2 separate regions of the Mus musculus genome follow, and region 1 is linked to region 2. A link is a loop called in an ENCODE intact Hi-C map of the cell type or tissue named here. Cell type or tissue: left cerebral cortex. All regions are shown on one strand. Each heading gives the region's core, and the rest is flanking DNA. Links, peaks and the distances in the headings are about the cores only. Region 1 has its middle 64 kb from the start of 2210010C04Rik. Region 2 has its middle 46 kb from the start of Try4.

Evidence for each region. A loop is a pair of places that touch in the nucleus more often than their neighbours do. Peaks named below come from ENCODE experiments on the same cell type or tissue, not always from the same donor. Only the 100,000 strongest peaks of a DNase experiment are listed, where the experiment ranks them.
Region 1: a loop joins it to region 2, with 3 times the contacts of the local background. A loop is called at or near these places in 2 of 42 quality-filtered maps.

The regions. Positions count from the first base shown.
Region 1 is chr6:41,092,124-41,107,813 of GRCm38, forward strand. It overlaps Tcrb, the pseudogene Trbv10 and the pseudogene Trbv11. Among named protein-coding and RNA genes, the nearest start is that of 2210010C04Rik, 64 kb to the left of the region's middle. In left cerebral cortex, for the core only: a CTCF peak has its summit at 8,755 (motif pointing right); no DNase peak of the experiment used is centred there; H3K27ac peaks cover 786 bases.
Region 2 is chr6:41,248,111-41,263,800 of GRCm38, forward strand. It overlaps Tcrb, the pseudogene Gm2719 and the pseudogene Trbv27. Among named protein-coding and RNA genes, the nearest start is that of Try4, 46 kb to the right of the region's middle. In left cerebral cortex, for the core only: no CTCF peak of the experiment used is centred there; DNase peaks (open chromatin) are centred at 8,518 and 8,783; H3K27ac peaks cover 1,918 bases.

The sequences.
Region 1 (15,690 bases), core at 3,940-11,939, 160 kb before region 2:
AAGGGTACAGTGCCTTCAGAAATGAGATACAGAGCTTTCCCCTGACATTAGAGTCAACCAGTTCCAACCAGACCTCCATGTACTTCTGGGCCAGCAGTGAACAAACACAGCACTGCACACGAAGGTGCTGCCTGCACAAGAAGGACAACCATGAGATTGACATGGGACCTCCCTCTTCAGCCCCTTCCCCAAGCAAAAGAAAAGTCTACACTTTCTGAAACTCTTCATGGCAGTGGAATCTCAGCCAGAGGGACCTTATACAGCATGAACCTTAGTGTGAGCTGAGCTCTGTTATGGCTGTAAATGATATTGGATGTTACCTTTTCTAATTTGGAGTCTCCTTGTAACTGTGCAAAGGGGGTAGTCACCTCCAACATGGCATTTATATTTCATTTTCTTTGCAAAAGAGGAAAACAGCATAGGGAAGCATCCGGTCACTCTGAGCTTCTCGAATCATTCTCCAAGGTTAATGTCAGCTTGTCCTCCATTCCGTATTACTGCTAAGATAAAGACATGCAAGTCAAGACTTACAGGGGAACATTGATAAATGCACCAAACAGCAGCCTTAGATGTAAGGATGTTCAGACTGGAGAGTTACTGAAGTGAGAACAAAGTAAGGACCCATGGAGGCAGAGTGGAAATGAATCTTACTAAGGTAGATCCAGATAAGAAACGAATATACTTCCTTGTCTTAGATTAAAATATGTGAGGACTGCAACATTTTTACCTGTGAATATCGAGTAAGCACTTTCCCCAAAGCTTCCATTATTCCTTAGTACCTAGAGGCAGGAGTCCAGACCCAGGTGCAAGGGCTCTTAATTTAGAATCTGAGCTCCAAAGCCATGAGGTCCAGAGCTGAACTTCACAGAAAACTCAATCCTATGTATCCAATAGTGTGTCCAAATGTGACTCTGTAAAGATGCTGCAAGATTGTACTGGTTCCCAAAGGGAGCCAGCAAATAAAGGACCAGGCTATTTGCCTTATGTAAAATAACTCCTCAGTTGGCCAATCTGAATTTACAAATAATGCCACTTATAGCCATTTATCAATGATTTCAAAAGCTCCGAGCTGTGTTTAGGTTTTTGTTTCTATTCAGCTTTCATCCAGCAATTGATCCTTAGGTCTTCCCAGGCAAACTTGTCAATCCAGCTTACTTTGATGTTAGGTTTGGTTGTCTCTATTCTAATCACGAAGCACTTCTCACATTTTCAATATTTTGTGTAAATATGTGTTCAGGGATCCACTTCTGTGTGATGGATTTGAAATTGTACTATGTAGAATAAAAGTACATATTTGTATAAGACTCCTGTCTTTTAAGGAATTTTAAGACTTTCATTCACTATATAACAGAGAATTCTCATTAAGGTATTACTGTGAATATAATACTCAAACTAATCCATCACTAACTGGTAATACTCACATTCCAGTATGATGACGACTAAAAAGAAAACAAAGCTTCTCCATTGGGGGCCCTGTGATCCATTCAATAGCTGACTGTGAGCATCCACTTATGTGTTTGCTAGGCCCCAGCATAGTCTCACAAGAGACAGCTATATCTGGGTCCTTTCAGCAAACGCTTGCTAGTGTATGCAATGGTGTCAGCGTTTGGAGGCTAATTATGGGATGGATCCCTGGATATGGCAGTCTCTAGATGGTCCATCCTTTTGTCTCAGCTCCAAACTTTGTCTCTGTGACTCCTTCCATGGGTGTTTTGTTTCCAATTCTAAGAAGGGGCAAAGTGTCCACACTTTGGTCTTCATTCTTCTTCAGTTTCATGTGTTTCAGGTATACTAAGTTTCTGGGCTAATATCCACTTATCAGTGAGTACATATCATTTGAGTTCTTTTGTGATTATGTTACCTCACTCAGGATGATGCCTTCCAGGGGAATGCCAGGGCCAAAAAGTAGGAATGGGTGGGTAGGGGAGTGTGGGGGAGGGTATGGGGAACTTTTGGGATAGCATTGGAAATGTAATTGAGGAAAATACGTAATAATAATAATAATAATAATAATAAAGAACAAACTGGATTACAAAGTGAGACATGCAAAAAAAAAGGAAGAAAGAAAGAAAGAAAGAAAGAAAGAAAGAAAGAAAGAAAGAAAGAAAGAAAACAAAGATTTCTTCATCCCTCTTCCAAACAATTTCTCTTGGAAAGATAAAAATAATTTTATTTCAGTTACTACTGTTTGATTGTTCTACTTTTGAAAGTCTTACAAATAAAATTATATTTATTTTTATTAACTTATATTCCTTCAAAATTAACATTTTCTGAAATATACTCATTTTGTAGTCTAATTCTGCACAATGCTCAAGTATATATTACATCAAATTTGTATGCCTCCTTTCCTATGTAAACATATCCGGGTTACTTACCCCAGCCATCAAGCATTTCTGCCACTGAAGCTTCTTTGAATGTTATTGTATAGTTCTTTGTGAATGTGCATATATTTCACTTGGGTAGAGATATCAGAGTAGACTTATTGACTCCTAAGCCACATGCATACTTAAACTTACTTAAAACATTGGGAACATCTTCCAAAGCGGCTTTCTGAATTACAATTCTGAAATCTTAGTAGTCTCTAGCTCCGCAGTCTAATCAGCAGCTGGTGTTCTTCGTCCTATTAGGTACTCATTAGATTAGTAATAGTCTCTCCCTCACAGTTCTCTCTGGTGAATGATAATATTTACTCCATTTCATTTTTAGTTATGTATATGTGTGTGTGTACACATGTGGATGTATGCACAAGAGTCCAGATACCCCTGAAGGCTAGAAGACAGTGTTAAATCTCCTGAAGATCAAGTGATAGGCTGTAAGGTATCCAATGGGTGCTGAGAACCGAATTTGGGTCCTCTATGTCTTAGTTAGGGTTTCCATTGCTATGAAGAGACACCATGACCATGACAATTCATATAAAGACAAGCATTTAATTGGGACTGACTTACAGTTTTAGAGGTTTAGTCCACCACCACCATGGCAGAAAACAGCAATGTGTAGGCAGACATGGTGCTGGAGAAGGAACTGAGATTTCTACAACTTGATCCACAGGTAGTTAGGAGATGTGTACCACATTGGGCAGATCTTGAGCATTTAGAAACTCAAAGCCTGCCTTCACAGTAATATACTTCCTCTAAACCTAGTCCAATAAGGCCACACCTCCTAATAAAGCCACTTCCTATGAGCCAAGATATCAAACACGAGTCTATAGGGGCCATACCTATATAAATTACAACATTCTACAAAGCAAATGTGTACTCTGAATTCCTGAGCTACCTTTCCAATCCACAATATTTGCTAATTTTTTATGTTCTCTCTCTCTCTCTCTCTCTCTCTCTCTCTCTCTCTCTCTCTCTCTCTCTCTCTCTCTGTCTCTCTCTGTCTCTCTCTCTCTCTCTCTCTCTCTCTCTCTCTCTGTGTGTGTGTGTGTGTGTGTGTATGTGTGTGTGTGTGTGTGTGCATGATGTGCAAGTGGCCTCAGATTAACCACAGGAAACCATGCAGGTTGTGTTATGAGACCTTCACTGACCTGGAATGTGTGATAAGGCTAGAGTGACAGATCCCTGCAATGATGGCTTTACAGGTATGTGTGTAGTTTTATAAGAATACTGGGAATTTGAACTCAGGTCCTAATATTTGTGCAGTAGGAACTTTTAACTGCTGATCATTCTCCCTAGTCCCTCCTTCATTTTCTTCATAGATTTTTTTTAAATTAGGATAATTTAACACCTTTATTCAATTCTTTTACATTCTAGAAGGGCATTATAAAAGCCATAAAAGAAGGGTAGAGGATGGCCCATGGGGAAGATTGAGTACAGAAGGACACAGTAAGACAAGTAGTGTATATATGTAGAAACCTGGTTATACATTCTCAGATCCAGGATTTTTTAAAAATTGTACCTGAAGTTTAAAAAAAATGAAATTTTTTTCATTTCATTATTTTTTTACATAAAATTAATCACTTCAGAACAGATTTAGGTTCATAGTAAAGTTGATGAGGATCTAGAGAGTCTCCTCATATTTCCTGATTCCTTATAAGCATGGTTTCCCCCCACCCCCCTTATAATCAACTCCCTGCACCAGAAGCCAGATATGCTATCTTCATAGACAAATTGTCACTATTCCAAGGCCATTGTTTATACCAGGTTTCATTCTTGGTGTCACATAACCTAAGAGATTTTATAGGGAAAACTATCATTACACCTTAGTATGTATTTTTCCTGTTCTAAAATTCCTCTATGGTCTACCTACTCATCCTTTCCCTAATCTTAAGTTTTTATCTTCCCTGAACATTTTATCTTCATGGTTTTAGCTTTTGTTGCCTGTTAAATATTAGAATCTCACATCACATGTCCATTTCCGGTTGGTTTCATCTGCTGAGTAATATAATAAGTATGTATATATAACAATAAGTCCTCCTTCACATATTCTACTGGCTTGATAGATTATTTTGTTTTTAGTTCTGAATATCTGATTATTAACTGTATTGGTTTATAGATCATCTCACCTACTGATAGGTAACAACGGTGCTCTCTACTTGGGACAAGAATTAATAAGTTAATATAAGCATTTGTGTTCAGGATTTTCATTTCATTTGGACAAATAGCAAGGAGGGTACTTCCTAAATCACATGATAAGGATACACATAGTTCTTTAAAAAGCAGCCCAACTGACTTTCAGCATGATAGTGCCACTCTGCTTTCCACCAGCAATGAATGGGAGTTTCTACCTCTCTACATCCTTGCCATGGGCTGCTACTGTTCTTTCTAATTCTGGGGATTGTAACCAGTGGGTAATGACAACTATTATTTTAAATACATTTTAAACTAAAATATAATTATACTTATTTTGCCTTTCCTTTCCTTTCTATCATCCATTTCCTCTAATTTCCTTTTCTGAAATCTTCCATGCCTCCTCTCTTAAATTGATAGTCTGCTTGTAAGAGCCAGAGTACCAGAAAGCCTTCTGTGAGACTGCCTTCTTTAGAAACGGTGGAGGGAACAAGGCTAGAAAGATAATAGATAGCATCAAAAGAGACACTACCTTAGAAGGGGGAAAATGTTACCCCAAACAACAAACAAACAAACATTAAAGGACATGGCTCCTCTGTGTGGTGGATGAGAAAGTTTATTGTAGGAAAAAGGGAGAGCATTACCACAGGCAGACACATCTGGGAGAGTCCAGAGAAGTCAAGACCTTAAGGCAGCGAGGAAAGCAGGGAGGAGAAGGGAGAGGGGAAAGAGCAGAACAAGGTGCAGTAGCCTGGAGGCCAAAGGCACAAAAAAGGCAGGTAACTAAAATGGCTGGATTGTATAGAGTAGAGCCTCTGGGGAAGGGCAGCCAAACCCATGGGTTGAAGAATTAAGGTGTAGGGGCCAGGGTAAGCCAGCAACTAATAGGGATTGAGGAACACTGGGAGAACTTATAGGGCAGGTCCACTTTGATATGTTAAATAGGCACCTGAGCAGTTTGTTCTGGGTTTGAAGTTTAACACTTCCAAAGTTAAACATTCTACCGTCCCCAAATGTTTATTCTACCACATCAGTTCTTAGACATGATTAAGATCACTTTTTGTTTGTTTGTTTGTTTATAAGTGTACTTAAGTTTTCCTTAGGGCCAGCTTGGGGCACACCTCTGAGGGTGAGAGGGTGTCTCCTTAAGAGAGCATTTATATACAGTACCACAGTTTCTATGTACACTATATATATAAGAAGCAAACATCACCTTCCTAAGATCTCCCTACTGGGAGTAGATGAGGATGCATAGCATATTAATGGATCCCTTTGGAGTCTGTGGCCCCAAGCCATAGTGTTTATTTTCACATTCTGAGTTCTTTCTTAGCATTTCTACAGGCTCACTTAGCAATGCTAATTGCAAACTGCTAGAACTTTCCTTACTGCTAATTGCAGAACAGTAGATGCTTTATTGCCTCTAATTGCTGCATGTTAGAGCATCTTTCGCTTTTTTACAGGAGAAAAAATACATTATCAGAGCTCATTTTTGCAGTTTTATCTAGGTCTTTTAGTCAAGGTGCTGGTAAAACTGAGAATGAAGAATGAGGAAGTTGTTTACAAATGTGTGTCAAAATTAAGGAGAAATGACAGGGAAAGAGCAAGCATGGGGCATAGGTGTGTAGCTCAAAAGGCAGTGGGTTTCAGTCCTCAAGCTATCGCACATTGGGAAAACAGCTGTCTGCAATGTATTGTGCCGTTTAAAAGAGCAACCCCTGAGAGGTTCTACCAGCACCTAACTAATACAGATGCAGATACTCAAAGCCAATCATCAGACTGAACCTAGGGATTGCAACCCCACAGGAGGAACAATATCAACTAACCAGACCACCCAGAGCTCCCAGGGACTAAACTACCAACCAAAGAGTACACATGGAGGGACCCATGGCTCCAGTTACATATGTATCAGAGGACTGTCTAATTGATGGGAGGCGAGGCCCTTGGTCCTGTGGATGCCCCAACATAGGGGGATGCTAGAGCAATGAGGTGGGAGTGGGTGAGTGAGTGGAGGAGCACCCACATAGATCCAAAGAGGAGGGGGCTGGGATGGGGGGTTGTGGAGGGGAAACCAGGAAGGGGAATATCACTTGAAATGTAAACGAATAAAATGATTGATTAATTAATTAGAGAGAGGAGAGAGAAGAGAGGAGAGAGGAGAGAGGAGAGAGAGAGAGAGAGAGAGAGAGAGAGAGAGAGAGAGAGAGAGAGAGAGAGAGAGAGCTATGAAGCAATGTGTTCTAGAAAGAAAGTAGCCAAAATATAGAACTTACAAACCTGGACAGTTGGTTGTCTTAGTACCCTCTATTCTCTTCACATCTCTGCCAGACTCTGAAGGCAGGATGGTTTAGAAGAGAAACTGAAATTATGTAGAATGCTATACATGCAAACTTCAGGGTACAAACACCTTTTCGCAGTTCTGAGATATAAGCTGATAAAGTTGCAGAGTGATTGGGAGAAATCATATTCTTAATAATTTACTACCAACACAGGTTCCGTTCAGATTTGATAAGAGCAGCATTACTTGCCACTTAAGGCAAAGGTTAAGAATGCTGGTCTAAAAGGAATACATATAGAGAGAACAAAAACAAACAAATGAACAAGAAAACCCATGTGGTTAGAATCCCAAATCATAAAGATAATGTGAGGATGTCCAAGTAGAGTTGGGAGAGGAGGTTCCCATCACTGCTTGTTTGTTGGTCTCCTGCTCAAGTGTAAGTGTGCAAAGTATGATGTGTAAGTAAGCTCCAGCAATGGCCTCAGTACAGAGTAAGTGAAAAAGGAGAGAGATGAGAACTTGCATATTATGGGTTGGGAACTGCAGGAAACCTTCAAAATATGGTAAAAAGATAGTAAAAGTGACATCACAGGGTAATCTTTGAATCAGAGAAAATAATGTTGGCCAAGAACTCAGCTCTTACCCAAGAGTACCTACCTTCTGCAGCCTAGCCATAATTTCCTTTTCTTAACTACTTTGCTTTGACCAAAAGGCTCTGCTTCTCCCAATCTGTACTCTCTGTGAATGTATGTCAACCTTTCTCCCTGATGCCCAACACCACTTCCTTAAGGAAATGTTCTTTTGACTATTAGATTAGGACACTAGAGCATGTTAGATTTTCCTGATTTTGACTTAACAGTCACTATTTCACATTTATTTGTTGATAAACAAAAACTTCCTCTCTTCTTCTTGGGGCTGAAAAGCTCCTTTTGTAGGAACTGTGGTTTTGTTCTGATTTTATTGCTTGTCCCAAAAGATGTCCTAAGTACTAAAGCCCAATATTTGAACAAAGAAATATAAGGAAATCATCTTTAGTTTTTGACTTGGCCATTTCAGAAGTCCAGCCGTATTATCTGAGAATCTTTATCCCTTTATCTTATGGAACCAGAAATTTCTATCCTGAGTTTTATCGTGATCACACTCCTTTCTGCAAGTCTGAGCTTCATATCCTCTCACTAACCTCCTGGGCTTCTTTCTTCTCTCTATTTCAGTCCCTCATCTTCTGCCTAGATTTTGGTGTCTTCTGAAGATAGGATAGCAAGTCGAAAAATCATCAACACTAGAAATAAAAAGTGATGGAGAAAACAAATGACTTCTCTAATGCCACTTGATTTTCTTGAGAGAAAGATACTTCTTGATAATTTGAGGATAGGACACCTGCTACATTGTCTCATGAGTGTGCATTTGTGGGTTTTTGGATGTCCAAGACATAACTGTGTTTCATCTGCTACCCATTCTCAACCTCGGCCATGGTACAAGGCACTTACCAGAGCTCTCTGCTTACTTTAAACAAGGAAGGTTCAGTTCCTCCTTTATAGCTATAAAGCATCAATTATGACAATGCAGAATCCATTTATAGAGTGAATATAGTATGTGGTTTTGTAAAATTCTGAGAATCATTTGAGGTTGAAATAATCCCTCAATACAGACCGAAAGTAGATTAAAACACAAGCTTCTTGCCTGAATGATTCACATTAAGTCTTCAAAGACTTGTGTAATTTAATGTCCTGAGGCAGAGAAGAACAAAAATAGATGACTTGAGAATCAAAGCTTAAAAGGCATCTTCTTTAGGGAAAATAGATCTTCGCACCTACTTGCTGAAGTCACACTTGACAAAGTTGTAACCTACGATGAATTCTAGAATAATAGTGTAGTTGACATGACCTGAATTATAAACAAAACCGAGTCTCTCTAGAGGCCCAGAGAAATTAAAACATGAATTAATAGAAATTATACAAGGAACTTAATTCAGATTTAAAACACTAGGCACTAGATGGTGCTAATGCACTTTTCCTATTAAATACAGAATTATTCAAATTCTCTGAGAATAAAGAGTCTCTCTCTCTCTCTCTCTCTCTCTCTCTCTCTCTCTCTCTCCACATACACAACACACATACATTTTCCTACTTTGCTTTTTATTGTTGTAATAAACAACTGTAACTGAAAGTAATTTGGGAAGGAAAGGATTTATTTAGTTCACAGGTTGCCCTGACTTTCTCATGGTAGGCAGGATTTAACAGGTCAAAGCCAAGTTAGTTATAATTATTAAAATCAAACAGACATATCAAGTACATCAAACTCCTTTTTACCCACCCCCAGTCATAAGCCAGCCACGATACTTAAATTCTTGGGCCTTTTATGCTTTACAATTTATTAAGTTTATTAAGGAAATGAACCTTTTTTCAGTGTCCCACTGGTATAGATTTTTGTCTTTTTCTATTTAGAAATTATAAAATATTCCACCTGATGAAAAAATTATAAATGTCATAGTTTTATGGAGATAAAATACCTTTTAATATTAAAAATTCAATGGTGTATAAATAAAATGCTAATGATATCCTTATACTCCTATCTATTATTAGTAACCAATTTTTCCACTTTAGTGTTTTGTAATAATTCCTTTTCTCTATAAGCATGTGTCACTGACTCTTAACTGCATATGCATATTTCTTATCTATTTTGATATATATCATATATATGATACATAAATATAAAAGAGAGTAAGACAGACAGAAACACACACACACACACACACACACAGAGAGAGACAGAGAGAGAGAGAGAGAGAGAGAGAGAGAGAGAGAGAGAGAGAGAGAGAGAGAGAGAGAGAAATTCGTTAATTGTCTACTATTCTCTAATGGGAAGACAGGTATAATTCTAATGTCATAATTATCTTAACATCACTGCTGAATGATTTTCAAGTTCTGACAGATCTTTCTTCAACTGTCTGAGCAACTTCCTTTCAGCTTCTCTTCTCTGATGACCTCAGTTCTTCTGTCATTCACAATCCTAGCCTATCTGAGAGTGCCAATCATACTTTTTATATCACTTGATGGGAATGGAGGGGAAAGGAGAGATATGGAGCCCTCCAGAACTTGTTTCATGCCTCAATTAATGCTCACGGAGCATAATTAATGGGAGTTACCTTTGCCTTGCAAAAAGACTAATAACTGTATTTAAATAGAATAAATTCTAGCTCCCTATGACCAGTGACAGTCTGATTACATCTGCATGCAATGCTATCATAGAGACCAGAGGGTCACTGGAGTGGCAGCGGGAGGAGCCCAAGTTGTGGTTGTCAGTCTTCAGAACAGGAACTGTAAATAGAGGGTGCAGTGTAAACCTCTCCATGGGAGGTAAATCATCTTGATGTTGGGAGTGAGAAGGGACTGTATGTGGTTTTTTTCTTCCTCTGTCATGAGAGCTTATATTTGAGAAAACTGCATTTCAAATAAGATGTAACAGAGATGCAGATATGAACAAACTAAGAAAGGAGCTCTGTGAGGAGTTCTCATTGAAATGAAAATGGAGAAAGTGGGGACAAACGCTGGGTACCTTCTCTCCTCTCTCTCTCTCTCTCTCTCTCTCTCTCCCTCTCTCTCTCTCTCTCTCTCTCTCCACATACACAACACACATACATTTTCCTACTTTGCTTTTTATTGTTGTAATAAACAACTGTAACTGAAAGTAATTTGGGAAGGAAAGGATTTATTTAGTTCACAGGTTGCAATCCATCAGTGATGGGAAGAAGTCAGAACAGAACAGGAACTCAAGACAGGAACATGGAGGTAGGAAGTGAAGCAGAGGCCATAGTGGAACACTACTTGCTGGCTTGCTACCCATTGCTTGTTCAGTTTCCTCCTCTGTACAACTAAAGACTACTTTCCAAGGATGGTACCACCTTTAGTGAGCTGGGGTCATCAGCTTACTGATCAATCATTAAGAAAATGGCCAAGGGATTTGATTACAGGCCAATTTGATGGAAGCATTTGCTAAATTGAGGTTCATTTGTCCTGAATGGCTATAGATTTTGTCATGTTCTCCGCCCCCCACCCCCATCCCCACCCCCACCCAAATAAACTAACTAGCCAGGACACACATGCACATACACACATGCACATACACACATGCACACACAGACATGTACATGTAAATGAAAATAGAAGCAAAGAAACCCAGCGTCTTTGGATAGGTTGGGAAGAAAGTACAGGGATGAAGAGGAACAGAGAGGCAGTTGAGAACTCTACAAGGAGACACCAGGATTCCCCAAACCACTACCTAAGCTGTTTCAAGTCTGTTGTATAACCTTCCTTTTTTTATCCAACAGCTAATTTTAATGTCTCAAGCATAGACACATGCCTGGGAAATTGGTTTTGTAGAAATCCAGGGCAAGGAGTGCCATTAAAAGCCAATTAGAAACTCATTTTACAAATCACATCTGGAAATGGAAATAAGGTTGCTCTTTAGAACTTCCCAACCTAGTATATACTAGGTTGTCCCCTTCATAGCAAGGCCAGAAGTGATGGCCTTGGTAGTGGTGGGTGTTGGCCAGCAAGTGAAGAGTGCCTTGCTTTACTGTCCTGAGTGTGAATTGCAGGTCTCTAAAGAATGGCTTTGACTTCCTTTTACCTTCTCTCATTCCAAAACCAACCTCTCCATCATTATGGAAGTGTGGAGATGAGAACCAGGAGAACACAAATTCTTCTGCTTGTTCAGTACATAAAAGGACTTGGAGGAATTGTCTCAAGGATAGAGACAGGGCTTATTTATACTGAAGAGGTGATGATGTTCACAGAAAATAAACACGTGGAAAGTCATAGGGAAGACACGACAGTGTACCTGCAAGATAGTTTCTCTCCAGAAGATGGAGAGAATCGTCTACCTTCAGTTTTGATGGAGTGGTGCTCCATAGATAAAAGTCAACTTGACTTTTCTTATTGACATTCTTCAGAATATCAGTTACCAGACATTGTTAGTGATCCCCTCTAGGGAGTAGTAGACTCATTGGACTGACAGGGAAGCACTTCTTGTGCTGTTTAAGATTAAGGTTATTCTGTTCCCTTGGGGACTTAAGATATATTCCTGAGTATGGAAAGGGCAAAGTCACAAGGAACAAAGGGATAGGAGCTAGGATGAAAGGGTAGGTTTGAGCAATGAGCGTTTCAGATATATTTGTGTCACAGAAGTTTGACGACACCAAAGTGAAAATCTTTCTATCACATCAAGATAAAATTGGAGCCAGGGTGTTAGGAAGGGTGTGGACTCATGCTTGCCTGTCTGAGATAAGGACTTTTCACAAAGGCTTCTGAAGGCTTCAAAGAGAGCTTGTCTCCACCCACCCCATGCTGTACACACCTCCCACACATGCACAGACTTCTATACCAAAGTTTATCTTTAGAATTCTGTAAGACTGCAACAATTCAGACACGATTCTGAGCAGAACACTTGCCCAGCAACAGCCTTTACCACTTCTGCATTGGGTTTCCAAGATCAATGAGTTTTGTATTAAAGTAGCTTAAGTATTTTTTCCTTTATGCCTTTGAAACTTCTCTCTGTTTCAATCTCCTTAAATAATACTCATCTTCCATAACAGTTTTCATCTTCTTCTTCCAACTCTTTCATTATCAAAGTAATATTATTATTTCAATGATGTCTCACTGGTTGCTTAGATTCCACATGTGTGCAGGGTGGAAGCCCAAGCTCCCCTCAGCTCCTAGAGAATGGAGATTGACCTAAAATCTAGGAGACACATGACTGTGCAGCACTTGATAAAAGACTGATATTTTTAGGAATCTAGTGGGTATTTGTTACCTCGAATTTTCCTAGATTCCTGCATCAAGAACATGGTTTGTAACACTGTGTATCTATGATGAATGTCAGCAGTTAAGTCTAAGACTTTCACTACTAAACGTGTCTTTGGATCTATAGATACCTGGAGACAAAGCAATACCTGGAAGCAAAGGGTTCTGCTATCCAAAGCCAATCTCCATCCTCACACTCACTATACCACTCAGAGGCATGTGTACAAGAAAGCTCAGAGAAACAATGGGAAAATAGTATGACTCTTCTTTGAAGTCAGTATATCTTATTATTGAATATTAAAACTCTTACTGCACAAGACAATTACATAAGACAATTGACCAAGCAGAAGATAAAAGACCCAAATATTCTTAGAAAGACCTGTGAGTGGAGCCATGAGCAGAAACAATATCACAGACATATATGTACCAGACTCAGCGGCTCAAAGGAGGCTTTGCCCCTACAGAACTGAAACACTGAGATGTCCTTTACCTTTATGGACCTGGCCCTGTCTTGTATGATCATGAGAATATTGGATATGCTTTTGGAATTTACCAAATCTTACTATAGGATCTATATACACCAAAATTATAAGGGTTCTGGACTGAAAATGAGATTCCTTTTGCTAAGGTATTTTAAGAGTCTGTTTTCCTCTGCTTGACTGCCCTTTGTGTCTTCAGAAGATGTAGCAGCCAGAACCCTTGGGGACGTCTCAGAACATAGAACTGCTGAACTTCCTTTGTTTCCGTACATAGGTATGCTAGCCACTATACTGACACTGCATAGGCTTCTGATATCATCCTTGTGCAGACCCCTTCAAAACAGATGAAGGAGGATAGAGTGACTAAAAATGTCTCACTAAAGTGGCAGCATCTCTATGCAATAACACAAGATGGAACCATGCAGAAGTTTTATAAGATAGTGGAACACCTCAAGTTGAAGATTTGTTATATCCTGTAAGTTGAGTAACTTCTTTAAGTTGGTCTCACTTTGTAAATAGACTGTGGATTCCCTCTTTGGATAACCTAGACTGAGCTAGGCCATCTCTGCTTTTTAAACTATTGACTAGGGTTTTAATCATCTTTCCTAACAAATCTAGCTTCCCTACAGTGTCAAGGGCTGTTATTATTGTTTCTCTCATACAGGGCTCCTTCTGTGAAGCAGTGTGAGTCAAACTAGCAATAGTAGCAAACTATTAATTACTTACAATGCAAACTGTGAGGAAAATCAACATTGATTCAATTGCCAATTTCTACTGTCCTGTTAGAATGTTAGGGTAGAAAGTTCTAACTCCTCCTGAAAGTAAGGTGTATTTTGAAAGTAACATTTTGAAGCATCCTTTAGAAACATCACTGAAAATCAAGAGGTGTCATAGTAAAGTGTTGAGGACCAAAAGCCACATGAAAGTGTGGAGATTAATTAATTAGTAAAGAATGTTTTAACCCTCTAAAATTAACTAAAGATTGTAACTTGCTTTGGTATCTGTCAGAGGCAGAATTTCTTCTCTTGCTTTTATGATTCAATTCAAATAGATTTTGGGACAAGTTTTTTTTTTATTAATTCCTTCATTCAACCTTAAGCAACCAGTGATTTCTTTTAAGCATAATTAGAGACAGGTGAATTCAGGAGCAAGATCAGAAGTAGGACATCTCTGATGGAGTGTGGAGGGCAGAATTTAGATCTCTAATGTGAGGTGGAATTGAAACATCCAGGTGGCAAGAGACAACTGACAATGTGGAAAGAACAAAATGAGCTAAGTGGGACCTGGGGTGCAGAGGAGAGGCAAGTGGTGCTCTCAGAATGAGCATGTGTTAAAATTAAACCATGGTTTTGCCTTTCTCTGAATTCTGCACCATTCCATTTCTATCTTATAGCATTTCCTACAATGCCAGTACTTTACTTCTATCCTCCAAGCAGCCTTATTGATACAGGATAAAATGACAAACCTCAAACTCTGGTATCCTAGGCTTGATATTAGATAGTTCTGAAGCTCATTGATGTCACTGTGAGAACAACCCTGTGGGTACAATGGATACCTGTATTTACTCTCTGTTGCTCACAGGGACTCTGATCTAGATAGTTATCATCCTCTGCAAACCATGCCACGGACACCAGGCACTTCTGATATGTGGCCTCTCACTTCCTAGGGGCAGGTGAATCCTCAGAATATCATGAAGTTCTACTGTCTGTCTGTCTGTCTGTCTGTCTGTCTGTCTGTCTGTCTCTCTCTCTCTCTCTCTCTCTCTCTCTCTCTCTCTCTCTCTGTGTGTGTGTGTGTGTGTGTGTGTGTGTGTGTGTGTGTGTGTGTGTGTAAAAATATATATTCCCAGTCTCCTACTCATAGGATCACCAAAAAGTGAAAGGATGTATGTTTCAGGGTGATCTAATTTCAGGACACAATCCCCTTTACTGGTATCGACAGATCTTGGGGCAAGAGCCATGGTTTCTAACTTATTTACAGAATGGAGCTCCACCAGACAAATCAGGATTTCCTAGTCATCACTTTACTGTTGAGAGGCTTGAAGGATCCTACTCTATTCTGAAGACCCAGACTGTGAAGCGGGACTCGACAGAGCACCTCTCTTTCAGTGGCTTAGCCACAACGTACCACAGGCACCTTCTGTTCACAAACCTCAGATGCTTAGCCCTCTTCATTGCTGTCCTAAATTCTGAAGAAATGAGTTGTCTGGTTCTTCAACATCAAAGGGAGCAAGTAATAACGACAAACAGATGCTTTCTTACAAAATTGCGAATTTGCATTGTATTTACACAATCCAGGTCTCAATGTCACTAACTCAGTCTACACTATGCTAAGCAGTGGCCCAGCCAAAGCAAAGCAATGTCAAGGCCAGCCTTAAAAAATATCATGGATTTTCTCTGAACCTTTTATATAATATATAATAAATATATAATATGCAATATATGGCACATGACATAAGACATATAGCATGTGACATATAATATATACTTTATGGTATATAGTATATAATATATAATGTGTAATATATAAATGATATATAAATAATATAAAACATATAACATGATATAAAATATATGGCATATTATATGTGATATATGATATGTGATATGTGGTATATACTATATGAT
Region 2 (15,690 bases), core at 4,463-12,462:
GAGGGGTGCCATTTTCTTCGGTGGTGTAGTTACTGTTATGCTGCCCTTGTTTTAAGAAATAAGCTCTCACCATGCTCAGGCAAAACAAAACAAAACAAAACAAAACAAAACAAAACAAAACAAAACAAAACAAAACTTAAATTCAGTGGTTCACAAACATAAGAAGTGGAACTTGTTGGAAAGATGGTTATTAATGGAAGAAGGAAGATAAAGGAGGGGAATAAAAATGAAAATGACTATAACTCATTATATAAATTTATGAAGCTATCAAATAAATTATTTTAAAAGAACATGGTGATGAGAAAATATTAGTTAACGTACACATTGTTAAAACTAGACAGAAGAATGCATTCTTGTGTGTTATACACAACAGGATGATTATGATTAAAAATAAAAGATTTTGAATGTACTCACCTTTTGCAAATGATAAAAGTTGAGGTGAAAGATATGGTAATTGCCCTGCATTGATCATTACTCAATGTCTCTGTGAATCAGGATAGTTCCTGGAACTTCATAAATATGAATGGGGACTATTTGCTAGAATTAATTAATTTCATTCAAAATATAAAAAAATAAGTAAAAACTTAAAAGAATGCTACCAAATTGATGTGTAATAAGACTGATTAATATATATGAGGGTACATATCTGTGTTTGTGGCAAAGCTGGGTGAAGCATAGGGCCTGAAGTAGCAAGGGGGCCAACTGTTTATTCTAGCAAACAAGGTTTTACACAATAACTGTAGTGCTTGGGTGCTTGCCATTTAATGCATTGAATTGCTACACGCTTTCTCTCTGAAGTTAGGTATAATTTGATGTGATAAAAATCATATTTTTAATAGCTTATTTCCAGTTATCTGAAAACATGAGTGGATACACTATTTCCTAGAAATGTACACTCATAAACTGAACAGCTCTTTCAGTGAAACAATATTTCCAGTAACTATCTCCACTCAGAAACTGTTGACTAAATATGCAGGAGTCAGGGGGAAAAAAAGGAAATTTGGAATGGTCAGTCAGTCAGTCGTTATGACCTCCTTAAAACAAATGAAAGTCTAAATTTTAGAGAACATGTTCCATTTGTAGAATTTACCTTGAAATGTTAGAATCCATTTTTTAAAATGGAGAGAAAAGCTACAGTAGCCTAACATGATGGGGAACTCAGATTCTTCAACTTGAAAGTATTCTACTCCACACAATGAACAACATGGACTTTACTATGACTATACCTAAATACCCAAGTAATTCCCATTATTTGTGTATTATAGCTATACATTTTTTCATGGTATTTTTTAAAAAAATTATTAATTTTTTTACACTCCATATTTTATCTCCGCCCCCATCCACCCTCCGATTGTTCCACATCCCATACCTCCTCCCCACACCCTTGTCTCCAGGTGAATGCCCCCCTCCCACCTGACCTCTAAATTCCCTGGGGCCTCCAGTCTCTTGAGGGTTAGGTGCATCATCTCTGAATGAACACAGACCCAGAAGTCCTCTACTATATGTGTGTTAGGGGCCTCATATCAGCTGGTGTATGCTGTCTGTTTGGTGATCCAGTGTTGAGAAATCTCAGGGTTCCAGATGAATTGAGAGTGCCAGTTCTCCTACAGGATCAACCTTCTCCTCAGCTTCTTTCAGCATTCCATAATTCAACAGGGGTCAGCTGCTTCTGTCCAGTGGTTAGGTGCAAATATCTGCATCTGACTCTTTCAGCTGCTTGTTGGGTCTTTCAGAGGGCAGTAGATCCCTTTTTGTAAGTGCTCCATACCTTCAGTAATAGTGTCACACCTTGGGAACCCCCCTGATCTGGATCCCACTTTGGGCCTCTTCAGATTGTATAAATCTTTCGCCTTTTATTTGAGAATTTTGTATCCCTTTCCTCAAAGTTCAGGGATCCTTTTAGGAAATGGGTCAGAAAGACTGTAAGATCCAGAAGTGGGAGATAGCTTCAAGGATACAGTATTTTCCAGACACAGCAGGCCAGAAGCACAAGAGTACTCACAGCAATATGACAGTATGAACAAGGTAAAGCCATACAAAAGTCAACATGGAAGGCCCATCCTTAGCTGAGGATTTCCTGGAATTTGATTGCTGCCGAGAGAAAAAGAGTCCATTTTCTCTTAGGGTGAAGAGCTCTTGTGTTGTGCGTTCAAGAGGATGGTGTTCTCTTGAGTAAATGAAACAGCCCATGGAAGATAAAGAAAATCAACCCTGGTAACTGTCAATAAAAAGCAAAGAAAAAAGAATGAAGTGGATCGCCTCTGCTTACCAAGAGTATTTACAAGCCAGAATGTCTACTTCCTGCTGAGTCATACAGAGGTACAAAGGTTCCTGCTATAGGATTTTGTCTGCAACCATCTCTCAGCTCCAGTAAAGAGGAGGGATCTACTTTGAGCTTGAAAACTTCCTTTTTCCTATTTTCTTGTCTTAACTCCCCAAATATTTAGACCTGGAAACAGCTTCATCCTGCCTCTCTTGGCATGAGCTCCATGTTATTCTGGTGTGTGTGTGTGTGTGTGTGTGTGTGTGTGTGTGTGTGTGTGTGTCTGTGTGTGTGTGTGTGTCTGTGTGTTGTTTTCTGAAAACAGTAAGGTAGAAAATAAATGGAGAAACCTGAATTTTTCCTGCTGAGAATAAGCTTCTCCCTAGAGACTGTACAATAAAGACCTTCCTCAACTCTCTTTGCACTACTGTCTTGTTTCTTGAAAAGGGTCTATGAATTCAGCTACTAATCAGATCCTATAGAACAACATCATATAGTCAGAAGAGTCTTATTATGGGATGCTCCCATAAGGAGAATTATGTCTAAATGTATGGGTATCAGCTAGACTCGGGATAAAGGTTACAGCTGATCTGCCATTCCCTTTATATCAATGACATTAACAAAGGAGAGCTCTCTTGTGTGTACAATGTCTCTAAGAAGGAGCAAGATAATTATTTTTGCTGTCTTTAAGGAATGTGACTCCTAATCAGACCTTTATACCTGTGCATACTCTATGCCACCTGCTCACTACACAGAAAGATAGGCAGATGAGTGAGGAATTTTCTCAGTTTAGAAGCCTTCCTTATTGTGAGGTGTGGGATACTTAGGTTGTTGGATGTCCTATTTGAGTGAGTCACATCTAAGTGTGACTTTGGGTCAAGGTCTGTAGAAAATACTGTGATTCAGAAATCCCAATGCTTTCCAGAGTGGTTGTACAAGCTTACAATTCCACCAACAATGGAGGAGTGTTCCCCTTTCTCCACATCCTCGCCAACATCTGCTGTCACCTGAGTTTTTGATCTTAGCCATTCTGACTGGAGTGAAGTGGAATCTCAGTGTTGTTTTGATTTGCATTTCCCTGATGATTAAGGATGTTGAACATTTTTTCAGGTGTTTCTCTGCCATTCGGTATTCCTCAGGTGAGAATTCTTTGTTCAGCTCTGAGCCCCATTTTTTAATGGGGTTATTTGATTTTCTGGAGTCCACCTTCTTGAGTTCTTTATATATATTGGATATTAGTCCCCTATCCCATTTGGGATAGGTAAAGATCCTTTCCCAATCTGTTGGTGGCCTTTTTGTCTTATTGACGGTGTCTTTTGCTTTGCAGAAGCTTTGCAATTTTATGAGGTCCCATTTATCAATTCTTGATCTTACAGCACAAGCCATTGCTGTTCTATTCAGGAATTTTCCCCCTGTACCCATATCTTCGAGGCTTTTCCCTACTTTCTCCTCTATAAGTTTCAGTGTCTCTGGTTTTATGTGGAGTTCCTTAATCCACTTAGATTTGACCTTCGTACAAGGAGATAGAAATGGATCAATTTGCATTCTTCTACATGATAACCGCCAGTTGTGCCAGCACCATTTGTTGAAAATGCTGTCTTTTTTCCACTGGATGGTTTTAGCTCCCTTGTCAAAGATCAAGTGACCATAGGTGTGTGGGTTCATCTCTGGGTCTTCAATTCTGTTCCATTGGTCTACCTGTCTGTGACTATACCAGTACCATGCAGTTTTGATCACAATTGCTCTGTAGTACAGTTTTAGGTCCGGCATGGTGATTCTACCAGAGGTTCTTTTATCCTTGAGAAGAGTTTTTGCTAGCCTCGGTTTTTTGTTATTCCAGATGAATCTGCCGATTGCCCTTTCTAATTCGTTGAAGAATTGAGTTGGAATTTTGATGGGGATTGCATGTACAACCACTCTGGAAATCAGTCTGGCGGTTCCTCAGAAAATTGGACATAGTACTACCAGAGGATCCCGCAATACCTCTCCTGGGCATATATCCAGAAGATGTCCCAACCAGTAAGAAGAACACATGCTCCACTATGTTCATAGCAGCCTTGTTTATAATAGCCAGAAGCTGGAAAGAACCCAGATGCCACTCAACAGAGGAATGGATACAGAAAATGTGGTACATTTACACAATGGAATACTACTCAGCTATTAAAAAAAATGAATTTATGAAATTCCTAGGCAAATGGATGGACCTGGAGGGTATCATCCTGAGTGAAGTAACCCAATCACAAAGGAACTTGCACAATATGTACTCACTGATAAGTGGATATTAGCCCAGAAACTTAGGATACCCAAGATATAAGATACAACTTGCCAAACGCATGAAATTCAAGAAGAACGAAGACCAAAGTGTGGACACTTTACCCTTTCTTAGAAATGGGAACAAAACACCCATAGAAGGAGTTACAGAGACAACATTTGGAGCTGTGATGAAAGGATGGACCATCTAGTGACTGCCATATGCAGGGATCCATCCCATAATTAGCTTCCAAATGCTGACACCATTGCATACACTAGCAAGATTTCACTGAAAGGACCCAGATATAGCTGTCTCTTGTGAGACTATGCTGGGGCCTAGCAAACACAGAAGTGGATGCTCACAGTCAGCTATTGGATGGGTCACACGGCCCCCAATGGAGGAGCTAGAGAAAGTACCCAAGGAGCTATAGGGAACTGCAACCCTATAGGTGGAACAACAATATGAACTAACCAGTACCCCGGATCTCTTGACTCTAGCTGCATATGTATCAAAAGATGGCCTAGTCGGCCATCACTGCAAAGAGAGGCCCATTGGACTTGCAAACTTTATATGCCCCAGTACAGGGGAACGCCAGGGCCAAAAAGGGGGAGTGGGTGGGTAGGGGATTGGGGGGTGGGTATGGGGGACCTTTGGGATAGCATTGAAAATGTAAATGAGGAAAATACCTAATTAAAAAAAAAAAGAAAAGGAGGAAGTGAAAAGGAAAGTGGAGATGTGGCAGAAAGAACTAAATTCCCGAGAGGAAGCCTGGGAACGAATATGCGGCGAGAGAGACCCTTTCATCTTGTGCAGTTTGATGTGGTCTTGGGTTGAGCAACTGAAAGAGCCTGTAATCACCAAAGAGGATGTGGACATGCTGGTCGACAGACAAGCAGATACTGCCGAAGCCCTGTTTTTACTAGAGAAGGGGCAGTACCAGACCATCCTCTGTGTGCTGCACTGCATAGTGAGCCTGCAGACGCTTCCCATGGGGGTGGAGGAAGCTTGCCTTTCACATGCCATTAAAGCTTTCACCAAGGTTAATTTTGATTCTGAAAACGGACCAATAGTTTACGACACCTTGAGAAAAATATTTAAGCACACGTTGGAAGAAAAGAGGAAAATGGCAAAAGACAGCCTCTCCTGAGGCTTTCTTCTCTGGACAAGCATCCAACCTGAGCATCCACCCCTCCTGAGGGTGGCGCTTCTGCTCCCCGCCCCGAGGACCAGTGCTGGCCGCGCTTCCTGCCTCAGTCCATTGTCAGTGCCGCCTCCCTGGGCTGAGGATGACGGCTCCTCTTTTAGTTATTTATTTTAAAAATATCTTTGAACTGTGTCTTGAAAAATTGCCATGAAGTTGGTGCCACTTTATTTACTCACTGACTTGATGTTGTTGTGTTGGCATATTAAGTATGTTGTATCTGTGCCCTTACTCTTGTTGACATTTTAGAGGAAAAAAATAACCCTTTCAAAACAGTTATTTTTTTGACAAAACTCTTTGTGGAGTTTTTACCAAATAGATCATTTTAGTAGTAAAACCTTACTATGTATCCTTCCCAAGACATGTGTCCCCTCCCTCAGAAATATGACCTAAGATAGTCACAAAAAAAAGAAAAAAAAAAAAAAGAAATCCCAATGCTTTCTTTCTGTCTGAGGATAAGGTTCAAAGTGTACTTCCAGGAAAAGCTAAGATGATCTAACCACAGTCTTTCAGGATAATGAGCTCAAATATTTACCAGCATCTAATGATTTTTTTTCAAGTAAGATTTAAAAAATGAACAAAGGAATTGAAAATAAAAACTTACAACGAGAAGGAAAAGAACCCAAAGAAAAAGCACATGAAACAGAGGTCAACTCATTTGCCCACTTGGAACTCTATAAAAACACTAAACTGGAAGTCAAAATATATTTAAAAAGTATGGGATTCAGAACTCTTCCGATCCAGGGCATGCTGCCTCGGTCTCTGTGAGGTCATATGTGCATGAGTTATGTTCATTTAGACAGCTTTGTCTTCTTTGTGTCCTTTCTCCACCACTGGCTCTTACAGTATATCTGCCTTCTCTTCCATGAGGTTCACTGATCCCTGAGAAGAAGGATTCGGTGAAGGCATCCTATTGAAGTCTGACTGTTTCAAAGTCTCTCCTTCTGTGCATGATATCTGGATATGGGTCTATGCATTTCTTCCCATCTGCTTTAAGAAGAAGCTTCTCCAATGGAGACAAAGTAAGGCACTGATCTACTTCTCTGGCTTAAATAAATTAATGACTTTTCAAGAATATTTCTTATCGGTTCAAATACACTGTGGTTTTTTTTTTAAACAGGTCTTTGTTTGGCTTCCATCTATTTTTGCACAGTCTACTACTGCACTCTCTCCTGACTAACAATCCCTATAGTCTATGTCAGAAACAGTCCTAGTTTCTCTGAGCTCAACCTCACCCTTTATCTTTATACCCACTTAACTGTATATGAGAACATGCTGTCTTGATTTTAAGTTTTAAGTTTATTATTATACTTAGCTCAGAAGTTTAAAATAGTAGAGAATTTGATCTACAAAAAATAATTATTCATCTAGGGTTATGCATTCTGAGCTGTGCCAAGAACAATTTAGAGCAGATCAATCTTGGAATTATCTAGATATTCTAAATTAAAAATATCAAAATACAACTAGGGGGTAGATAAGACAGTAGAGATGCCCCTTTCAGTATTGTCACTGGATCAATCCCATGATTCTTCTGTAGCAGGCACTCATCTAGAAACTAGTGAGTAATAGGAACAACAGTATTTAATCAAGACCTTCTAGAGTCTCAGAATCATTTTAAAAGCTTCCACATGGACTTTGTCATCTTTCCCAATTAGTCTCAATCACAGCAAAAATCCACTGGTTTTATGGCTGCTCAGAAAGAGAGGAGCCAGCAGGTTTTGTCTTCTACATGTTTTCATTCTCATTCTTATTCTTAAAAGAATGCCACTCTCAATTTTCAGTCTCTTTTGAGTGCTCTGTATCATTTAATTGATCTCTTTAAAGTATTTTTTCATGAGCTTTGTTCTTTCTTACTAGGTAAACTTCAATAGTAATTCCATATGTAACTAAAAGTCTCTCATATAAGCTACTATGTAATTTCCCACTTTATTCAATTATTTTTTGCCTGTTACATTTTCCCTTCACGTTTGCCACCCATAGTCACTGCATCTTCTATGTTTCTTGTTGACAAAATTAGCTGTGAGTGAACAGTGCAAGCTCGCTTCCTCACAGGCAACTCAAACTCAAGGAATTTATTCCTGAATTTGTTGCCTCCTCAACCTGCCCCCATTCTGGGCACACTGTATTTCCATCTCAGTGATTGTAATGATTGTGAAATCCCATTCTCAATTACATTAGTTTCTAAATCTCTTTGTTTCCTGTCCCCACAATGTCATGAATTAAATTCTCACAGGAAGATATATAGTTGCTGGAAATGCCCTGACAGTCAGCATGGCTGCATGGGGGGATGTGTTTGGACAGGAAAGGATCTGGGCTTGGGGATAATTTCAACATAGGACTTTTATGACTCCTCAAGGAAGTTTGGAGCTGGACTTCATCTGGCATAATCCTAATGTGAAGGCTACAGGATTCATGTCCTCTTTTCATGTAAACAAATCATTGGACATGACTGTGCTAAGACCTGACAAGGAACTGGGAAGCAATGAGAAAGAGCCTTCACTAGCTTAGACAATTCACCAAGAAGATAGTTATTGTCATTATTCGTAGAGCAAACATGTTCATCAGATTCAATTTTCCCTCTCTATTTCTGATCTAGTGTACGCTTTCACTGTCCTCTTCCTAGAAAAATAATACAAAGCTCTCATTCCTGGTCTCCCAGCTTGTACCCATAATTTAACATCATGTACATAGGGTGTCCATGTTTAACTTTCTAAATTTATGCAGTACACAAAGCCTTTCATAAACATTTCTGTGCACACACACACACACACAAAATCTGTCCAAGTGTTCTAAATTCACTCTAGCACTTTGAATTTAAGCCTAGTTGAACATGTTGTATTTCCTTAAATAGATCGTGTTGAATTGGGACAGCTGTACCTTTTAAAAGCTCTCTCCTGAGTCTATTTCTTTACCTCTTATACATTATCCCATTCTTCAGCCAGGGAAGACCTATCCACAAAAGCTTTTCTGACCTTTACAGAAAAGAAAAGCAACTTCTCTCCTGTGAAACGATTGCTAGGCGCAGTGATGGGTTTTTATGATTCTTTCCATCTAGAGTCATTATAAGACTTTATAGATAGGAGTGGTATCTTGAGAGCTTTACATGCCTGGTACTGTGGATAATTCCTGGAAGATAGCATGCAGGGAGGAAGAAGGAAGTGGGGAAGGGACAAAAGTAGGCTCAAATGAGTCTTCAAGTAGTTCCTCAAGATTCTTTTGAAGAACATATTTTCTGACTTCTGGTTAATGTCTATTTAAATTCTCTACACCCCTCACATCCAAGTCCTTTTAAAAATAAAACATGTTTGCTTCTAAGAAGATTGGTTCAGAGAAGTTTAAAAATAGACTGTTTCACTGGACCAAAAAATGTGTATATATACACATATATTTCTCACAATTAGATCTGATGGTGATATATAATTGAGATCTAGGAAAAAGCAAATATGAAAGAATGGCATGGAGAAACAGCAGCTCTCTTCTTTAAGGGACTCTTCATTTTGAAACAGAAGATACACAAGGAAATGTTTATGTGTGCATCTAAATATGAATCATGTTTTAATTTATCAGTGTTACTAAATTGTGTGCCAGGCAGAAGTAAAAATTAGAATGTTCTGATCGCTCAGTGTTTGAAGCTACTTCTAAGAGAAAGGTGAACCTAAAATCATTGTAGGGGGAGTCTAACTCAATAAAACCCTAACAAGTCAGTGACGACAGGGTTGAGATGGTTGACTGATGACCACTCAGTCACTCTATGCTTTCTGGGAAATCAGTGATTGCCAGTTGTTGCTCCACATTCTTAACATATTTGTTATATAAATAGATGGTTGATTTACTGCTCACAGCTGCCCCATTGCTGGTTTGATGTAGCAACTCCTGGCTCTTCCTATTGAAGAATCCTCCCTTTCAGATTGTCAGAGTCCATTTATTCTTCAGAGCTCACACAACATTGCTTCCTTTCCACCCTTTATAATTAGATCACATTCCGTTATTACAGACTTTGAAAGCTCTGAAGTGTATTCATCTCCAAACCTTGCAAAATAGTTGCAGTTGAAGGTTTCCTAAGACTAGGATAGAATTAGAATAAATAACCAGAGTGCCAAACCTACTTTGGATGAGGAAATTAAACAAAAATACTTTTCCTTTGATGTGAAAAGCAATATAGATGAATCTGTATTGAATAGGATCATTATGAAACCCTGAACAGTTGACAGGGTTATGCCATAATACACTAACTTCTAGAAGAACCCAATCTCTGCCCCATGACCTAAAACTCCTGCTTTAGCCCAGCCTGTCCCATGACTGCCAAGTTCATGCATTGTCTGGCCTTTAATAATCTGGGAGCAGGTAAGATGCAGAATTTTCAAACTCAGGAAGGAAAATTTTCCTTTGTGTGTGTGTGTGTTTTCCTTATCATTCTGTCCTCAAATCCCACCCTGGACTTTGCTGCCAAAAGTTGTCTCAGCCTGCAGGCCTATTGGATGCTATTATCTCCAAAACTCCAAAGTACTCTATTATGGGGACTGGAAAGAAAATTATTCTGGAAAGTTCTCAAACCATGCCCTGTGACAAAATGTATTGGTATCAGCAAGACCCAGGCATGGAACTATGGCTGCGCCATTGTTCATATGGCATTAATAATACAGAGAAATTAGAGCTTTCCTTTGAGTGTAATATTCAGAGAATGAATCCTACCTCATGTTAAGCACATTTTTCATACACAGCCCTCCACACTCCTGCCTCTTTCCAACCCTAATCTCTATTACTATGGCTTCAGCATCTATTTCTGTGACTTTGTACCTTGAACAATGAAGGACCTCAATTGATGTCCTCTCTCAACATCCTTGCAAGATACCTCCTTATGGGACTTTTGGCTTTAAATATCTGGTCTTTTGCTTCCAATGTGATATGCTGGCTGGGAAGATTTCTTCACAGCACTCATTGTGCAACATCATGAGAACTTAGATTTCTGAAACCTATATAAAATCTAGATGCAGCTATATACACCTATAACTCCATTCCTGTGAGGAGGAGAGTTGAAGATAGAAAGATCCTTATTGGCCGGCCCATCCGTGTTCTAAAGTATTTCAATAACTTCTTATATTCTTAGTGTGGAAAATGGTTGCATCCTGTGGACATGCTTTTCCATCCACTTGTTAAATGCACATTCGATCCATTTCAGTTTTAAATTTTTTATGAATAATGCAGATATAAAGCTTTATTTGTGAAAAAATGGATTTTCTGGAAGTGTATTTGCCAAGCATTAGTGAAATTTTATATTAAAAAAATTTAAGATATTTGAATAGAAGCCTTTGCAAAATGTTTTCATAGATTTAACCAATTCTCAGTCTTATCATCCTCTGTTAGCCAAAATAATGGCTCCAAAAATATCTACCTCCTATTACTCAGTAACTATGAATACATTACTTTATATAGAAAAAGAGAATGAAGTGTGGAGGTGTAATTAAGTGTTCAGCTAACTCAATACAACAAGATTATTGTTTGGATTGTATAGCTGGACTCAGCCTAAACATTCATGTCTTTAACAGTGACTATGGTTAGTGTGATGTTGCTTTCTTTGAAGATAAATAAGAGCAACCAGAGAAAGGCAGTGGTCTCTAAAGGTAAGGGGACAGATTATCCCATGGATACTCAAATCAAAAGATAATCCTTCCTGCCTCTTGATATAAATCCAACAAGAATTATACTTAATTTCTAATCTGTAGTATTCTACATGGTTATCCCGAGCTAGTATCTCGCCAGCAAGAATTCACTCAGACAACTGGATTCTTCTACGGCAAAGCTTTATTGCTTCATCTGAAGGAAGACCCCGAACAAGGAAACTGGTGCTGCTTATATACCCCTCCGTGTGACGTGTCAACTTCTGATTAGCTGCTCACTCATCACCCCACTACTACACCCCGGAATGGGCAGTGACTTGGCACGAATTTACTCTTGCACCTGCGCACATTACTTGTTTACCAGTTAGGCACAGCGGAGGCTCATGATGGCGATTGCTCACGGCTCTCCACACATGGTAGCTTTGTGATTAGTGTTTTATGATATTAATTTTACAGTGATTTATTACACCAGCCATAGAAAAGCATTTCACAACCCCATTTCCAAGCAAGCAAAAGAAGGCAAGGCTATGCTAGGAAGTAGTCCAAGGAAAGGCAAAGAGATAAACTAGGGTTTTCATCAGATAATGCCACTTCTAAGAGCAAATTTAATTTATTGCTATAGCTTGTTCCATTCCTGAAAATATTTCATTACAGATCAAATTTACATTTCATCAAGTGTCTTTCTAGTCATTTTTACCTCAGAGAGGGGCTGTTCTCATAGGAAGAATTCTTTCTTCCATTCTTGTTGGCTGTAGCTAGCAGAGAATGTGTTGGCCTTTGCTAGGTAGCTGCTACCCAGCAAGGCAAGAATATTTTTACAGAGGACAGAAGTAATCTTCTGAGTGTCAAATGATTAGAATGTGATTTGTCCTTGTAACTATGAGTTTCAAAAGAAAACTGACTCACTGTCCCACTCACACAAACAGAAATTCACCTTGTATGAGAAAGTAGCATAAAATCTCTCAAGAATACTACATGATGTTTCTGTAGCAAACATTTAGGAAAAATAGATGGTTAAAGTAGAAGATGAACAATTCCAAATTGTACACAATAATGATAAAGTTACAGTAAATAGAAACTTGTATTTATTTGGACTAAAGGTGTCAACCTTTTACAATACATATTAGGTTGTCAAAACAAAATGAAATAAAACTCCTGCTGTTTTTTTAAAAGCAAAACAAAAGAAAACTAGAAAATTGAAAGGCAGCAGGCACTCATTTCAAAGCTGATTCTGGGATCACACTTAGGCTGTCAGAAGAGCCAGCCCTGCTGGAGAGACCCATTCTCATAGTCCATAACTTATAGAAAACCAGACGAAGATACCACTGAACACATGGGAATGAAATGTGACAAGGAACAAGGCATCAAAGGAGATATATTAGGTATGTTTTAGGTGTTGAAATAGAGTCAATGTGGAAACATTTCCTATAGGGAGAAATAGGCCAGATTGCTTTAAAAATCAGAGATTTATTGCTCACCCAACCTAAGTGTTTAAGTAGGGATACTGAAATATTCAAAACCTGTGGTTGAATGCAGCATCCATAATCAAGCAAAGCTGGCCACTTCATAACTTCAGGAATGCAGTTGCCCCTCTCAGGTTCCAGTTTCGCATCTATAAAATGAAGTAGCTGACATATGCATCTCAGAACTGAGGAGAAATTTCAAAGAAAGCAATATGTGAATAATTTAACACTGGATCCTCACTGAAATAACATTTCAAAAATATCGTTGGAAAAGTAGCGGTGAGATGGCACTATGCGAATATATGATCATCAAAGCTTGGACCTCTTTACTCATTCACTCATTTCATCATCATTGCCTTAACATGCCCTTCAAGTCAGTATTCTTTGTATTTCCATTGTTGCAGGATGAGACGTACCTGTCTGCTGTACTTACTTGATGAAGTCTAAAACCAATGCTTCACAGAACTAGTTACTTGGAGATAGTATCTTCAAAGCTGTAATTAAGTAAAATGAAGTCACATGGGTGACACCCAGTGTGCAAAATGATCAGGCTGCAGATACAGGGAGGAAAGACCTTAAGGGAAAGGATGTCCATCTACAAATCAAGAAGATAAGCCTCTGGGGACACTGTGTCAGCGAACACCTTCAACTCGCCATCAGAAATGGGAGGAAAATTAACATCTGCCATTTAGAGCAGTATGCAGTACTTTGTTATGGCGATGCTAGTAAACAAACAACACCCAGTTACAAAAACTTGACCACACATTGCATAAGTAACTTGCCCCAAGAATGGGATTCAAGTTTAAACACATAAAAATTTGTCTCCCTTACTATAGTAGGAGCTGTGCTTATCTTAAAGAATACATGGCTTGGCAAACAAAGGATATGTCAGAAAAGGTGCACAAATATGACAGGAAATGTGGAATAGAAGGTTTTTTTTCAGAACTGAATTAGCCTAAGAAATACATACCTAGAAGAAGTTCTGTTAAGAGAAGAACTAGATGAGAGGTCAGAGTTGAGGACTCTGGTTTGTGTAGCCTCCAGAGTTAGGAATGTTCAATTCAGGGTCCCAGAGTCTCAACCCATGGATTGTTGCCTTCATATAGGCTTCCTAGTGGGCTTTCCGGTTGGTTTCTACACTGTTCTAACACAGGCCTCCTAGACTTCAACGTAGACTTCAACAAAACATAGGCACTGAGAACCTAGCTCAGAGAAGCTGTAAGTATTCTGTACCGGGATGTTTTCAGAGTATCAAATCAAATTGGATATCCAGGTAAACAGATCCAGGATAAAGCATAAAGTTTATTCATTATTTCTCTGAAGTTGACACCTTTGAAAATGATGCCCTGGGTGAGTATAATATTTCTCACAAAACCAGTGAGGTCTTGGAGTGTAAGTCAGTGGCAAAGCATTTACCCAGAGTGCATGAGGCCCTACGTTCAGACTACCTACCACCACAACAAAGAAAAAGAATTATCACCCCAGACATTTTAATCTTCCAACCTTAAGAAGGCTCTTAGATTTCTCTGTGCTAGCTTATCAATGTAGCCAATCTTTTCTGTACAAAATGTACAAGTCCAAGTTCACAGTGCCCATCTAAGTGCCTAACTCAGAGAAGCCACCCACATACGAGGACCTTCCTGGTCCTCAATTATCCTCCTTCTCTGTCTTCTCCCCATCTTAATCATATCCTACTCCCAGTTTTCTTGCCTTCCTGATCATACCAACTTTTGTTGACATAATATAAATTAATATACAGCTTGGGTCTTAAAATGACACAATCCCAACCTATTCCACACCTGACTGAAATTGGGTAGGAGGAATGCTACATTCCTTTCTGAAAGATTGAGGGAAAAATCCACACTCCATCCATCTGACCCTCTTCTGTATAGCTAAGGAAGGGTCTATGCTTTTAAGGACCTGTGTGATCAGATTTGGACCACCTGGATGTCAAGGATGTTCTCCCTATACCAAGATCTGCTTATCAACAGCCTCAGTGACTTCTGCAAACTTAAGTCCCCTTGCCTGTTTAATTAAGTATATTCACAGATTACACAATTTAGGTTTTAACTTGGTTCAAGTGACGTTCACTATGATACTCCACTAGAGGGCAGTAACAGATTCTGTAATAAATACATCACGTTGCAAATAATAATGTGAGAGTGTGACAAAATTCAATATATATGCACACGTATTTTGAAAACACACAGATTTAATTTGTATTCTCAGGGTCTGGTGGTAGAGAACAAAGTGATATAAGGTAGAGTATACCTTTCAAACTGAAATAGCTTAAGTGTAAAGTGAGTTGGGACTACAATTATGATGATAATTTTGTTAGTCCATACCTGGGCTCAAAATCATACAAAAGTAAAGATAGCCATGTAGCTGAAGTGCAAAACACATGTTCTTGTACAGCTGTTTAATAAATAGCCCCTCCACTGAGGATAAGATACAAGCTTAGAGTTTTGTGAAGATATTTTTACCCAGTGTGGGTAGACAAGAAACAAGGCCTAGAGTTATGCCTTGAAGAAGGGAGAAGATAACAGATACATATGGCAAAATTGAAAAGTGAAAGAAGAACAGGGAAGACAAGACAGTGTACCTAACATTAGAGTGCAAAAGGGAGAAAAAGATTCCTATTTTCTTTTAGGTCTTATTGTTAAAGGCATAAAATTCTTCCTTGTACTGAAAGTGGAACTGTTCCCTCAAACTTTTAAATATGTTGAGCTTGGGCAGAAGAGATCAAAGGGAAGGTCATACAAAGAGTAGGAAGTAGACAACTTCCTCCTGTCATAAAGGTACCAGGACTCAAGCCAACAGCAGCATCTCAGTGCCTTGATTAATACAGAAAAGGAAAGATACAAGTGAAGCTTCAGGGTTGAAGGCAAAGGGCA